2 separate regions of the Homo sapiens genome follow, and region 2 is linked to region 1. Evidence: read pairs that join two places in POLR2A ChIA-PET (ENCODE). Cell type or tissue: Panc1. All regions are shown on one strand. Region 1 overlaps EEF1A1-AS1 (EEF1A1 antisense RNA 1). Region 2 overlaps SLC17A5 (solute carrier family 17 member 5).

Region 1 (4,000 bases):
CGCGAGACTTGGATCCAGGTTGGTCTGTCTCCAGAGATTCAACGTTCTTCGCAGGCTCCTTGAGGGCCTTGGTGAATGCCCCCAGACAGATCTATCTTGCTATCTGTTACTGTCTTGTAGGAGTAAACTCTTCCTCCCACTTTCTTTCCTAGAGCAGTCAACTCCATAGCCTCCCACCTTCATAGCCTCCTTTCACTGGCTTATGCCCACAGTTCATACCAAACCCAGGTGAGACTTTCTGTCCTTTGAGAAGGTTTCCCTGCTGCTGTCCTCCAAACCCAGGTGAGACTCTCTGCCCTCTGGGAAGCTTTGCGTGCTGCTGTCCTCATCCCCTCCCTGAGTCTGAATCTGTCCTGAATGCTCAAAAGCACCTTAGGCATACTTGGTTCCAGGACTCATGCTCTCCTGGAGTTACCTGTTTACTATTTGTCTTCCTTCCCCTACCTCTCCAGGGCTCTGCCACATATGCTATGCAGCAGAGATTGCTTTTTGTCTCCTAGTGCCTAGCTCAGTGCCTGGCACAGAACAGATGCTCAATAAATGTCTGATGGATAGATGAATAAAGACTGACTTCAGAAATCCTGCACAATTACCATCATCTTTTTTTTCTTTTCAGACATGAGGGTCTCACTCTGTTGCCCAGATGGCAATAATCATATCTCACTGCAGCCTCAAACTCCTGGCCTTAAGTCATCCTCCCACCTCAGCCTCCTGAGTAGCTGGAATTAGTGGCACAAGCTGCCATGCCCAGCACCAACATATATTGAATGTCATAATTCAAAAGTCCTTGCCACTTACAGAACACACACATTGTCACATGTATGTATAACACTTGTATAGATTGGTGAATCTATAATTCTAATACTTAAATGAAATTGACCAAATAGTACTCATTATTAGGATAAATGTTGAGAATTTGTAAAGTACTCTACATTTTAAACAGATTTTTGCTTTTTTTGTGTGTGTCTTTTTTTTTTTCTTCCTTTTTGTGGAGAACGGGGTCTCGCTATATTGCCCAGGCAGGTCTAGAACTCCCGGGCTCAAGCTATCCTCCCGCCTCTGCCTCCCTGAGAGCTGGGATTACAGGCATGAGCCACCGTGCCCGGACAGATTTTTGCTTTTTAAAAGAGCTGGCTGGGCGCGGTGGCTCACGCCTGCAATCCCAGCACTTTGGGAGGCCAAAGCAGGCAGATTTCCTGAGGTCAGGAGTTCGAGAACAGCCTGGCCAACATGGTGAAACTCCATCTCTACTAAAAATACAAAAATTAGCCAGGGGTGGTGGCATGTGCCCGTAATCCCAGCTACTCCAGAGGCTGAGGCAGGAGAATTGTTTGAATCTGGGAGGTGGAGGTTGCAGTGAGCCGAGATCATGCCACTGCACTCCAGCCTGGGCAACAGAGCAAGACTCTGTCTCAAAAAAATAAATAAATAAAATAAAAGCGCTAATGATTATTTTCTAAGTATAATGAGCGCTGACATTTGTAAAAATGGTTTGCATCATCTGGTCCATTATCTTATTTAATCCTTATGATCAATTCTATGAAATAGATGTTAGATTATTTTACTATGAAATAATGAGCTCAGGCCAGGCGTGGTGGCTCATGCCTGTAATCCCAGCAATTTGGGAGGCCGAGGAGGGCAGATCATGAGGTCAGGAGTTCAAGACCAGCCTGGCCAACATAGTGAAACCTCGTCTCTACTAAAAATACAAAAAAATTAGCCAGGCATGGTGGTGGGCGCCTGTAATCCCAGCTGCTTGGGAGGTTGAGACAGAAGAATCACTTGAACCCAGGAGGCGGAGGTTGCAGTGACCGGAGATTGCACCACTGCATTTCAGCCTGGGTGACAGTGCGAGACTCCATCTCAAAAAATAAAAATAAAAAAAAGAAATAATGAGCTCAAGTGTGATTTATTCAAGATCACTCTGATAAAGAAATTATGTGGGACTACGAATATATTCCAGCTTGTCTCTTAGTCAAGTGCTCTGTTAACTATATCACCTATGAAGACAAAGAAATACTGAAAATTCATATGATTTATAAAATATGGATTCACAAATGAATACTGAGTGAGGGGGCCCTGCTACTGGGCTTACAACTGCTGGGCTCTGCTCAGGAACCCTAATCTGGTCCAGAGTGAGCAGTATGGTCTCAGCCCAGCGTTTCACGAGTCTTCAAGCCTTCAGGCTTTCTTTTAATCAAGATGAGTGATAAACCCAAACTTGTCAGAAGTGAAGTTTGACAGGTCAAAATTGAAGAAAACTAACACTGGAGAAAAAAATAGGCTTTCTTCCAAGGAAACTATCCAGCAGGAGAAATACGGTGTTCAAACATCATATAATGGGGGCTGGGCATGATGGCTCACGTCTGTAATCTTTGGTAGGCTGAGGTGGGTGGATCACCTGAGGTCAGGAGTTCGAGACCACCCTGGCCAACATGGCTAAGCCCTGTCTCTATTAAAAATACAAAAATTAGCCAGGTGTGGTGGCACATGTCTGTAGTCACAGCTACTCGGGAGACTGAGGCAGGAGAATCGCTTGAACCCGGGAGGCGGAGGTTGCAGTGAGCTGAGATCATGACACTGCACTCCAGCCTGGGTGACAGAGTGAGACTCCATCTCAAACAAACAAAGAAAAAAATGAATTAGGCATGGTGGTGTATGCCTGCAATCCCAGCTACATGGAAGTCTCAGGCGGGTGAATCACTTGAACCCGGGAGGCGGAGGTTGTAGTGAGCCAAGATCATGCCACTGTATTCTAGCCTGGGTGACAGAATAAGACTCCGTCTCAAAACAAAACAAAACAAAGCAAAACACCAAAAATCTTCCCATTGGCACATAAATTCCACATGGCAGATGCTGCCAATAATCTAACCATTGATGACCTGTGTGTGTATAGTCTTTGCACCTCCTACAGGAAAAGCCAATTTTAACCTTCTATGAGTGTCTCCATTGCTTCATAATCTTTATGAAGTTGCATGCCTTTGCAGCTTCTCAGAGTGTATTTTCATTTCTAATGTAGCAATAAAATAATATACTTACTAAAAAAAATAGCAAGGGAAGAAAATCATTTCCTTCATACCAAGTAAGAGAGCACTTATCATGGTAGGCACTGGCTTTGCAATTATGAGACCAGTAGTAGAAATAGCTTTAGTTTCCTCAATTTTCCTGGAGTATTCTTCAGACTTTCTTTACACTGCTAAAATGAGAGTAACATTTCATTGTATAACCTCTGTACAATTTCTTACCATGTACATGTATTACCTACGTAAAAATGCTTACAATTACAAAGATACCAATGAGTTTATTTTCTCTACTGACTCAAGTTGGTGTCACAGGCATACCAATTAAGGACAGGCATTCTCCAAAAAGCATGTAGAAACACTGTCTTTTGTACTAATAAAGAGCCCCCATGTCTTTTCATGTCATTGCATATTAGAATTGTGACATAGGTGTTAAGTAGGAACAAAGAGGCAACCCATTTCACAGATGTACTCAGAACTGCTGGGCTGTCATAGGTCTAAGCAGAAGAGCGAGGACTAAATCCCTAATTTTCTGACACCGATGCCACTGATATTTTCATTATATCAGGCTGCCTCGACCTGCTGGTAAGGGTTAGGACTAGCTCTCTGACAGATTACCCTGGTTCCAATCCTGCTCTGCTGGGCCCTAAGGTACCATGAAAAAAGATCACCAAGCTGTATTAGGTGAAAAAAGCAAGGTGGCATATTGTATTTTACCATTTTGTGCAAAAAAAGGTAAAACTTTAAAAAAGAATATATGTCTATATGTGCTTATTACGCATAAACTGCCTGTTGCCCATTGCTGCTCCATCTATACAATGTGGGTGGTAGGATTACAATAAATATTGCAAATATTAGAACAGTGCCTGTCACACTAAAGTGTCATTTTATTTGGATTCTCGGCTGGGCGTGGTGGCTCATGCCTGTAATCCTAGCACTTTGGGAGGCCGAGTTGGGCAGATCACGAGGTCAGGAGATCA
Region 2 (4,000 bases), 110 kb before region 1:
CCAAGGTAGGTGGATCACTTGAGGTTAGGAGTTTGAGACCAGCCTGGCCAACAGGTGAAACCCCATCTCTACTAAAAATACAAAAATTAGCCGGGCATGGTGGTGCACACCTGTAATTGCAGCTACTCGGGAGGATGAAGTGGGAGAACTGCTTGAACCCGGGAGGCAGAGGTTGCAGTGAGCCAAGATCGCGCCACTGCACTCCAGCCTGGACGACAGCAAGTCTCCATCTCAAAAGAAAAAAAAATGGTTAAGATTGACCATCCTTACCTCTTGTGCTCTTGCCACCGTTAAACTCTGCTCTATCATTGATGCCCAAGTCTGAAGCACATTTTACACAATAGACTGTTGAGTTGCATTTAATTTCTTTTTTATCGCTTATTCTTTTATTTTTTCTGGTCTTGTAACTTAGAGACAAATATTTTATGATTTTATATAACTATCTCAATTTAGTTCTATGATTCTGCTCTTTTTAGAAGTATTATTGATTTTTGCCTCTTTTATTTCCCTCCTCTTAATAGTTTTATCATTTTTTAAAATTTTGATTCTTGTCTTTCTTTTCCTTCCCACTTTTCTTTTGTATTTCATCATGTGTACCCCCATACTTAATAATTTTCACTTTTCCTTTATAACTTCGAACTTCTACCTCTGAAATCCAGGGAATGGTGTATTTTGCTCTCTTGCATTTCTTTAATTCAAGCAAGATAATGGCCACTGGGCTTGGTGTAGAGGATGAAGATTATTTTAAGTAGCAGTGTATCATGCTGTTGGAATGAACACTGGACCAGAGTTTGAATAATAGCTCTATTGTATCTAACAGTGAAACCTTAGGTAAGCTCTAATCTCTAGATCTCAGTCCCATCATTTTTTAAACTGGGACTAAAATACCTTCCCTGTTTTCAGTCACAGATTAGATATAAAATTCATATGTGATAAGGATTGCTAGAATACTTTGGAAATTGCCAGGTACTATTAAAAGATTTTTCATTCATCTGAATGTTTTTATTTTGTTCTTATCAGTAGAGGTCCATTAAGTAAACCCTTCCTGATCACAAAATTAAAATTACTCCTCTATTACCAGGTTCCTGTTCTTCTTGACAAAGTAAAATATACTTAAATCTAGCATATTTTCTCTGATCCTAGTATTCAATCTCCTTGCTGAATGTATTCCCATATTTTACTTCCAGTTTATGCCACTAATTTAACATTACGGCATATTGATCATATTACCACTGTTATCTCAGGTGACATTTTATTTATTCATTTATTTATTTTTTTCTAGTCTTTGAGACGGAGTCTCACTCTGTTGCCCAGGCTGGAGTGCAGTGGCATGATCTCGGCTCACTGCAACCTCCGCTTCCTGAGTTCAAGCAATTCTCCTTCCTCAGCCTCCCAAGTAGGTGGGATTACAGGCATGCGCCACCATGCCTGGCTAATTTTTGTATATTTAGTAGAGGCGGGGTTTCACCATGTTGGCCAGGCTGGTCTCGAACTTCTGGCATCAAGTGATCCACCTGCCTCCGCCTCCCAAAGTGCTGGGATTACAGGCATGAGCCACCGTGTCCAGCCAACAACTAAATAGAATTTAAGTTGTATTTATACTCAGGTTCTCTCGTCCTTCTTCATCCCTTCAATATGTATCACAGGTGCATTTCCTCATTCATAAAGGACACTTAGATTACTATCTTGCATTCCTACCATCTGATTCACCATAAATATACCTACATTGTCCCTAGGTTTTATAATAAAGTTTTCTACAACATAATCTCTGTGGGCATTTCCAAACATCTCAAGTTTTCTTCTATAATGACTCATCCTGTGGATGCTCCATCATATAGATTCTTATTGATTTGCAATGTACCTAAATCATCTTTGCCTTCCATTGGTATTACTTTTTTTTAATTCCTTTTGTTTTTGTTTTTGAAAGAGTCAGCGGAAAGTACAAAGTATTAAAACATTTATTCTTCTCTCCACTAATAATAGCACTAGTTACCATTTATCTTTACAACAATTATGCAACCGCCTTGAAGTTCAGGGAGGTTAACTAATCTTTCTGAAGTGACACAGAGAGTGTCCAAGGAGAGCCGTTCTCTCTCACTGTCCTGTGGTATCTCCTCATTTACCCAGTCTCTATGAAACTCCCTGTTTCCACATCCTGTTAGCTCTCCGTGTCAGTAATTGGCATCTACTAGGCTTGTTATCACAGGAAAAAAAAGAAGAAAGGCTGTAAACATGCTAATTGAATTCATCCTTTTTTTAATAGGACTGTTTTTCTGGTTGATTGTCAGCTTGAATTTTTTTTCAGTATCCCAAAATATTAGCTCAGTATTTTTTAAAGTTATAAGTTAGTAATATTCCCTTTCATTCAGGTGATTAATAAAGTGAATGAGTAAAATTAACCTTGAGCAAGATCCCTTTATGTCCTCACTCAGTACAATTATTTTAGATTTATTGTAACCCTTATCTTGTTGTCTTAAAACCAGTTCCAAAATCCATGAATCTTTGGGGAGTTTTACTTTTTTTTTTTAAGAGATGGTGTCTCACTACGTTACCCAGGCTGATCTCGAACTCCTGGGCTCAAGCAATCCTCCTGCCTTGGCCTCCCAAAGTGCTGGGATTACAGGCATGAGCCACCACACCCAGCCTCAAATTCTGAAAGTACTTCATTATAAGATATTTTCACTTAACACTGTAAAAATTTCTCATTTCATGGAACCTGATTCGTTTGATTCTTATCCAGAAAATGCTTTTGTAGCAAAATACTTAACTTACTTTAAAGCATTAACAAAACTACCTTACATTTCATCAGAAATATCATGTTCCCTTCTCTCAGGGTGTTACATTTCCAGCCATGCATGCCATGTGGTCTTCTTGGGCTCCCCCTCTTGAAAGAAGCAAACTTCTTAGCATTTCATATGCAGGTGAGATAACAATTACCAAATTTTGCTGTAATATGTTATGTATATATCAACCTTTGGGAAAAAGGGCCTGCATACCAGAACGATGCAATGTTGGATTGGATGCCCCTTTGGGGAGAACATTAAGTTTCGGTAGTATAACTTTATTACCAATTTTTCTCTTTGGCTCAACAACTTATAGTAATGCAGCTTAATTGACTAATGTCATTTTCCCCATCTGCCATCATCTATTTCAAAGTATGTTGTGTTTTCAGATATTGGTATAGAGATGCTATTTTTTTTCTTTTTCTGTTTACTTTTTTGGGGGTTTTAAATTTTATTTTTGTTTGTTTAGAGATGCTATTTAAAAAAAAGAAAAAAAAAGGCCAGTAGCTAGAAAATTGAGTGTTTTTGTCCTTAAATTGTGATTTCTGTTTTGATTAACTAATGAATGTATCATGATTCTCAACCCCTCTCTTCATGCATCTTTTTTCTATTGCATCTTTATTTGCCATCATTTTGATCTACAGGTGAGATAACATGAGTTTTATATATGTGAATTATAATTTTATCAGATTGCATAAGAAATTCTAGCCTTTCTTTCATTGACTAAATTAAAATTTTTCCACCGGACTGCTTTTTAAATACAGTAGTTGAGAAAAGGCCTCTCTGTGGTACTTTTAAGCTAAAATCTGAAGGATAAGAACAAACCATTCATGCAGGGAGAAGAGCATTTCAGCCAATCAGAACAGCATGTACGAGGGCACTCAGGCAAGAAATAACATAAGGGTTAAAAGAAGTGGAAAACTACCTTGGATGGCTAGAACTCAGTGAGTAAGGAGGATGATGGCATAAGATGAGGTTAGAGAAAGAGATAAGAGCCGGGTTATATCAGGTCTTACAGGCTACAGGAAAAAATGTAGATTGTTTTTTAAGAGGCATGATTCAATTACATTTTAAGAAGATTATTCTTGCAGCTATGTTGAGATTGACATGAGAAATCTGATGATAGGTTCAAGAACAGGTACTATCTAAGGTTCCCTTTTACCTATTGAATAAATCCCAAACTCCTTGAACTAGGGGCAAGATTCTTTACAGTCTTC

What was found. Peaks named below come from ENCODE experiments on the same cell type or tissue, not always from the same donor. Only the 100,000 strongest peaks of a DNase experiment are listed, where the experiment ranks them.
Region 2: POLR2A ChIA-PET joins it to region 1 with 8 read pairs; 29 of 35 experiments call an interaction of 5 or more read pairs at or near these places.

What each region holds. Positions count from the first base shown.
Region 1 is chr6:73,525,082-73,529,081 of GRCh38, reverse strand. EEF1A1-AS1 (EEF1A1 antisense RNA 1) reads right to left here. Exons shown (of 5, transcript NR_187283.1): 3 at 3,040-3,196. Among named protein-coding and RNA genes, the nearest start is that of EEF1A1-AS1, 3.5 kb to the right of the region's middle. In Panc1, no CTCF peak of the experiment used is centred here; no DNase peak of the experiment used is centred here; H3K27ac peaks cover 2,767 bases.
Region 2 is chr6:73,637,333-73,641,332 of GRCh38, reverse strand. It overlaps SLC17A5 (solute carrier family 17 member 5), which reads left to right. Exons shown (of 11, transcript NM_012434.5): 4 at 2,834-2,921. Among named protein-coding and RNA genes, the nearest start is that of SLC17A5, 15 kb to the left of the region's middle. RefSeq lists an enhancer at 867-1,036. In Panc1, no CTCF peak of the experiment used is centred here; no DNase peak of the experiment used is centred here.